Regions from separate parts of the Mus musculus genome. Here region 1 is linked to region 2. Evidence: chromatin contacts called from ENCODE Hi-C or POLR2A ChIA-PET data. All regions are on one chromosome and are shown on one strand. Each heading gives the region's core, a stretch centred on a gene start or an enhancer-like site at or near the end of the contact. The rest is flanking DNA. Distances are from core to core; before and after follow the strand shown.

The links. Hi-C counts contacts between places; a loop is a spot of excess contacts on that map. ChIA-PET counts read pairs that join two places held with the same protein, here RNA polymerase II (POLR2A).
Region 1: a loop to region 2 is called in a map of heart, with 3 times the contacts of the local background. The contact joins the promoter of Fermt3 here to the promoter of Fkbp2 in region 2. A Hi-C loop is called at or near these places in 8 of 37 maps with a recorded cell type or tissue (T-helper 1 cell, heart and v-Abl transformed pro-B cells). POLR2A ChIA-PET finds 5 or more read pairs at or near these places in 4 of 5 experiments (Patski and embryonic stem cell).

The regions. Positions count from the first base shown.
Region 1 is chr19:7,018,109-7,021,524 of GRCm38, forward strand. It overlaps Fermt3 (fermitin family member 3), which reads right to left and starts at 1,361. Exons shown (of 15, transcript NM_153795.2): 1 at 1,170-1,361; 2 at 558-731. The coding sequence starts at 717. Stip1 (stress-induced phosphoprotein 1) reads right to left here. Exons shown (of 14, transcript NM_016737.2): 14 at 2,588-3,063. The coding sequence ends at 2,991.
Region 2 is chr19:6,978,187-6,981,766 of GRCm38, forward strand. Fkbp2 (FK506 binding protein 2) reads right to left here and starts at 2,278. Exons shown (of 6, transcript NM_001166368.2): 1 at 2,208-2,278; 2 at 787-955; 3 at 372-484; 4 at 204-250. The coding sequence starts at 951. LOC114841036 (Uncharacterized protein LOC114841036) reads right to left here and starts at 2,254. Exons shown (of 6, transcript NM_001370419.1): 1 at 1,128-2,254; 2 at 787-955; 3 at 372-484; 4 at 204-250. The coding sequence starts at 2,064. The coding sequence ends at 1,264.

The DNA.
Region 1 (3,416 bases), core at 111-2,610, 39 kb after region 2:
TCATGGTGGGATGTCTTCCGGCTCTGACTATCGGGAGCTCATGGTGGGATGTCTTCCGGCTCTGACTATCGGGGCTTTCCTGCCATCCTCCCAGGAAGTGATAACTCTCATTCTCTGCTGGTAAAGTTGATGAGAAGCCTCATGGGGCCTTCTGGGTGACTGATATCGCCCTAGCCTACTCTGCCGTAACTTCCTGTGGGGGCAGGGCCTCTCACCCACTGTCAGCAGCCTGCCAAGTGGTTTGCTGGGGAGGAAATTTAGGAGAGTAGGTGCCAGGTCCCCAGGAACCTCCTAGCCATCCCTCAGGAACATAATAAGCCTCGGCACAGGCAAGACACACAGGGGACCATGTTGTCTGTCTCTTGGAGACTAGACAGAACCAGTAGGAGCTGGAGGAAGTATGGAGAGGGGAAGTTGAAGAAATACCTTCTTTGGAACCAAATAATTAAAGACTGTTGCCTGAGTCACTGTGACAAGGTTATGAGTAGAGGCGAGAATGGCCTAGAAAAGCCAGGGAGAGCTGTCATGACTGGATACATAGGGTCACGGGGACTCACTGATTTCCTCCACGATCTTCAGAAGTACCCCACCAATGTGCGACTCCCCCGTGACTCGGAGTGTGACAGACTGGGCCTCAGGGTCCTCCTCGCCCACAAACACCCTCAGCTCCCAGGAAGAGTCGATATAGTCCCCGGAGGCTGTCTTCATACCCGCCATGGCTGCGGCTGTTTCTGCTGAGACAAGGTGAGTAGACAGTGGGCTGCCTAGAAATAAGCAGGAGTCCTAGGGTACCCTGGGTAGGTGGGTAGGCTTTGGGGACACTGGTACAGAGAGCTACTGTGATCCAGTCAATATAAAACCCTCTTACTATCCTAAGTGTTTGGGCTGAAGAGACAGTTCCTTAGAGTCCACGTTGTCCTGCCAATTCAGGTTTCACAGGTGGGGACACCAAGGCCCAATACTCATTGTAAAGTACCCTGCTAGGTACCAGAACAGGTCAACTCTCCTACTCACAGTTCTGCCAGGCCCACCTATCTCAGAAACAAGTCCTGGCCCACAGCTCACAGCCAGTACTCTAACCCAAGCCTCTAGGGTGGTGGCAAGTGTGGCTGCTCTGCACAGAATGGCGGAGCAGGGGACAAGTGAGTCCTCCTGGGTCTTTCACTTACCTAGCCTGCAACGGGCTGCAGCTGCAGGTGGCAGTGGGACACCTGTTACCCTGGTCTGGCCTGGTCCTGCTCAGTTGCTTCCTTCAGAGGTCAGCCTGTAGTGGCCTTATCATGAAAGTTGTACTAGTCCCTCCCCAGGGCGGGCTGTTGCTGGGTACAGGAAGCACACTGCCAGCACGCAGAGGGCTCCACGGGGCCCTTGCTTTTGTTACCACAGGAAATGAGGGAAGAACAGTGCTGGGGTGACACCACAAAGTTCTCTTTACCCCACCCCCAGGCATCTACTGGTTGCACCTCCAGCCTGCTTTTTTCTTTTATTATTATTTTTTGTTGTTGTTCAAGACAGGGTTTCTCTGTATAGCCCTGGCTGTCTTGGAACTCACTCTGTAGACAAGGCTGGCCTCGAACTCAGAAATCCACCTGGCCCTGGTGGTGCTGGGTGCGCCACCACTGCCCGGCTCCAGCCTGCTCTTAGTGGGACTGTCTACAGTCAGCAGTGAAGTCCTTCCCACCTTTAAACAGGACTTGTTTCCAAACCTACCAGCCTTAAATCTGTCCAGTGACATGCTAGAGCCTCTCTGCCTCATAAAACCTCAATGTGATTTCCTCCAGGACCCTTTATCCCGTCTCTTTAGAGGGTTCTGGTGGTCCAACAGCCTCATGTCCATGCCAGGCACTGGGATGCAAATTGCTCTAAGGAACTGAGCAGGAACGTAGACTTTTCAGGGCAGCAGCCTACCATTAATGGACGTGGTTTTTTCTTTTTTCAGAAAGGGTTTCTGTGTAGCCTTGGCTGTCCCAGAACTCACTCTGCAGACCAGGCTGGCCTTGAACTCAGAGATCTGCCTGCTCTGCCCCAAGTGCTGGGATTAAGGGTATGTGCCAACCTCTCCTCCCAAGGTAAGGCTTTTTAAGTGTGACTAGGAGAGGCTGCTCTGAGGAGTCCTGGGGTTGGGACAGGAAGCTAGTTTAGGCTAACGTAAGACATAGTACAGCCTGGTGCTGGACTCAGCATCTTGCTAGCCCAGGAAGCAGTCTTTTGGGAGCAAATGAGGAAGTTCAGTGTTGGTCACAGTGTGGGAGGAAGATAGTGGTGTGGAGCTCAGGATTGGAGCAGCAGGAGCTGTTGTCAGTATTAGTCTCAGGCCTGCTTTCTGACCCACCTTGAGTCTAGGTTAGGTTCTAGTGTTGACCTAGCAGGTTCACTCTAAGACTGCACTGCACAGAACATCAACCCAAAGCTGATCAGAATGCAGGTAGGTCATCAGTTGTTGAGCGACACTTCCACCTAGTGGCCACCCTGACAAAGCAAACAGCTCACTCTTCAGCGACCTTTCTTTCAAGGCCATCAAGAAAAGGCTTTGTGTTGGCTTCCAATTCAGCACTACTGTGTCTTAAGAGAAGAAAGTCACTGGAGACCGTAGCAACATATAACCACGCCTGACTGGCTTCTTTATTGAGGAGGGACGTGGGTAAGAACAGGTGAAGACAGCTGGGACCCTAGGTTGGGAAGAACACCCTCCCCTCCCCGTATGCACCCACTGCCCCAAATAAAAAATAACCAACTATGGGGGAGCAGCCGAGACAGTGACGGGGAGGCTAGGACTGGGCAGGGAAGGACACTCGGATTGAGGGCAGCAGTGAAGAGACCATGCGTGTGCTGGGAGGGCCCGAGGTGGCGCTGGATGAGTCTGTCTTCCTTGTAGGCATGTATAAATATAAAGATAAGCCTTTCTTCTCCCCCCCTCTGCCCAGTGCTGCTCGCCACCTTCCCAGCTCGCCTTCCTCATTGGCGAAGGGAAGAGGGGGAAAAGCAAGTTATCACCGAATTGCGATGAGACCCACATCCATCAGCTTCTGGATCTTCTGCGCTATTACAGGATTCTTTAAGTGTCTAGGAGAAGAAGATACAGTTAACTGAACAAGTCTCCTTCCACCCAAGTTCCTCGGCTGCAGAGCATTCTCAAAGACCCTGCACATGCAAAAGTCCTTTTCACCAGACAGGACAGAAAGAACCTGCCTATGCTACTGTTTGTCTGCACAGCTGAAAGCCTAGCATAGTTGGCCTTCCCAACAGAAGCTTAGGCTATTAGACTAACAGAAAAAGCAAGCTCACAGGCTCTCTGTACCACCAGTATTTTCTGTTAAGATTGATAGGATTCAGGGCTAGAGATGGCCCAGTGGTTATTGATGGAGAGAGAACTCGGAGCACTTACTGCATCCACAGTGGCTCTCAACCCTCTGTAT
Region 2 (3,580 bases), core at 1,028-3,527:
TGTCACTCTCTACTGCTCTGCAGTTGTCACCAGCTCAGCTAGCGCGAGCTTTCCTCAATCCTGGCTGCTGAACACAAGCCAGACTTGAAAGTGGCGTATATGCTGCCATGACTAAATGGAGTGGGGACCAGTGAAACTTTAATTCATCCTTAGGCACATCTAAGCCCTCTCCCCATTACCTCCCAACCCCAAGGGCCTCTTACCCAGCTCGGATGGGATCACCAACTTCCGCTTTTCCCCTTCACACATCCTGCAGGATGACACATGCTTAGCACATGAAGCGCCCAGACCCCTGTCCCACAGCTGGGCCTTCCTCCCACAGCTCGCTTGCTGGATCACTCACTACAACATGTACCCCAGACCAGACTTACCCCAGCAGCCCCTGGTCCCAGCCCTTGATAACCTGGCCAGTGCCAAGGGAGAAAACAAAGGGCTGGTTCTGTGGTAGGCTGCTGTCAAACTCCGTCCCATCTTCTAGCTTTCCCTGTGAGACCATGGGAAAACTAGTAAGGAGAGGTGACAAGTCCACAACCCTTCCACCCAGCTAGTCTCCCCACCACAGCCCCAGGGCCAATGCCTTGGGTAGCTCATGTGTGTTAATTTGGATGCTGATATCTAGCTGAGTAAACTGAAAAGCAAGATAGAATCGTGGGAAGGAGCTTAGAGGTCAAAGGGGGATAGATGTGTTTGAGGTTATCTACCTAGCTGAGAAAAAACAGATGCCAAAGTCCTTTCAGGTCCTGAAACCTGCCAAAGCCCCAGAGGCTGCTCCACTCTGACACTTACCGTGTAGTGCATGTGTAAGACATCTCCCTTTCTAGACTTGATAGGACAGTGGTCCACACGTTTCTTCACTCCAATCTGCAGCTTCCGTTTGCCTTCGGCCCCCGTGGCTGCTGCCAGGGCACTCAGGCAAATGGACAGTATTGTCAGGATCCAGCTCAGCCTCATGTCTCTGTAGGCAAAGGCCACCCCACCCCCAACCAAAAAACTGGGGGGTGGAGTCATGGGACGTCTTCAGTCTGTATCAGGAGGACGCCAACTCCCCATTATATCTTGCCTGTTTCTGGGGAATCCCACAGTCCTGGGTCACCACCCCCTCCCCTGGGCTCTGTAGCCACACTTACCAGTCCAGTGAGAAGGGGGCTTGACCGAGGACCCCAGCAGCGAGGGGAGGGGGTCAGGGGAGGCCACAGCAGCCAGTGCCCCCTCCCTTTGCTCACTACCTGACCTTCTCTCCCTCCCAGTCCCCATCTCCGTTCTTCAGTTCCCGCTAGCCCCTTTACGCAAAGTCCAAACCCTATCTGATTGCACCGGATTTGTCCCGACTGGACGACCCCACTCCCGCCACACCCAGCTGCCCCCTGTCCAGCACACCCACACATCTGCGGCTGCTGCAGGTGTTCGGCCCCGAGGCACCCACACATCTCCACTAGGTGGCTCTGAGGAGCCCCGGTCCTCCGGGGGCACCCCCCAGTCCGGCCCCGTGCCTCCTCCACCAGGGGCACCTCCCCAACTCTGAGCTCTTGGGGGCCTCCGGGGAACCCAAACTGGCTCAGAGTCAGCAGGGCGCCGAGCTCGCTCCACCCACACCACCTCTCCAGGGGGAGTTCTCGGTCTACCGCGACCCCAGGCGCGGCCACCACGGAGACCGCCCCCGCGTGGACGCCCCCGGCCATAGCTCAAGCTTAGCTCTGCGCAAGGCTCCTTGGCCCCACCCTTTACGGCGTGAAGCTCCGCCCCCTGACCTGCAGCTCCACCCTCCGCAATGTTAGACCTAGTCTCCAGCAGAGGGGCCACGCCACTCACTGACTGAAGTCCCACCTCCAACGACTGGGATCTCACGCCCTCTGTCTCCGAGCCAAAGGCTCCACTTTCCACCTGCTCCAGCTCCTCCTCTAAACCCCAAGCCCCGCCCCCCACGCCTCCTACTCCAGCTATGGGCCACTGGGTTCCGCCCTCAACTCGCACTGGCTCCGTTGTCCCTCCCACCGCTGTTCCGCGCCCCGCCCCGAGCCCCAGGGCTCCGCCCCGTACGGCGTGAGAGCCCGCCCCCTGCGGCATTGCCAGAGGCCGGACCCCAGCCCCAATTCCTTCGTTTGCTGCCCCTGGCTGGCACGCGGACTCCGGCCCGCTTCAGGCCGGCCTGCCCCAGGTTGCCCTCCTGCACCCGGATCCCCCAGCCTGGGCTGTGGCCCCCCGCTCACCTCCTCGCCGCGCCCCCGGAGCCAATCCCGCTCGTGCTGTCACTTCTGCGCAGGCGCGTCTTCGTCGCTACAGGGCGGGACACGCTGCCCGCCCTCATTGGACCGTCCAAAACCCGCTGCTGCATCTATGGGCGGGGCTTCTCATTTGGCCCTGCCTCCTGAGTGACTGCGTGACAACGTCACTTCCGGGGTTCAGATTCCGGGTCTAGTTTGGCAAAAGTTGTGTCCGAGAGACAGAAGGCAGTTCCAGCCAAGGTGACATGGTCAAGCAAGTATGACTGCACGCGCCTGGAGGGGTTCTAGCAGGCACCGTGCTGACTTCCTGACCGGCACGCCTTTGGGTAGTTGTTGTGGGAAGAGGCTAGGGGTTCGGAGCGACAACCCGGATTTGAATCTTAGTTCTTTCATTTCTTGGCTGGCTGCGTGACCTTGACTAAGTTCGTTCTTTTGGTGGTGCGCTCTATGACACCCATACCACATGGCCCTGAGCTATGCGGACCCCTTTCATCTTGTGGTCTACAGTGTCAAGTCTCATCTGTGGGTGAACAAACGTCTCCTGGGCCAGGTCTATCATTCACTGCCCAGGAGACACATTCTCTAACCTAAAGATCCTGAAATTTAGAGGAAGCCAAACCTGAGTTAGGCTATGGAGTCTAGTGATTTCATACCCGTCTTAGGCCGTTTGCCCTGCTAAGACCATTTATTCAGATACCAATGGAAGATAATCATGATGTTGACCCCAAGAGAAGCATACTGCATATCTGATGAAGCTTAGTGGGTTCTGAATGTTTAGCTCTCAAATCCTAACCTTCACTGAGCCAGAGCATGATCACCAATATCACTGCTGAGAAAGTTATTTAAACATGATAAAAAATGGTGTGCTGTCCCATGACTGTAATGTCAACACTCTAGAGGTAGATATAGAGGGATCAGAAATTCAAGGACATTCCAGCTACATGAAGAATTCTGAGTCAGCCTAGGATACAGGAGACATTTTCTTAAAAGAGAAAGTTCAAAAGCAGCATCAGGGCTGAAGATGCAGTAAATCAGTAATATTTGCCAAACATGTATGAAGCCAGGAAGTTTAAGGTCATGCAGGCTATGTGAGACTCTCATGGATGGGTAAGTAATTATGTGATGATCATCATCTTGAGGAATTCTTTAGTTTACCCTACTCCTGCTTTGATACCACCAAGATCATGACCTCAGTGTCAGTCCCTTCATTAGGGCGGCTACTTTCAGTTACTTCTGTCCCTGAATGTTCTGTAGCAGGCCAAAGCCTTGGTGCTTCGCTAGCCTTCCCACACTACCCAGGACAGTGGAGAAGGGTAGACACTGAGCCTGGACCAAGTAGGTTAGGAATCTCAAACAGC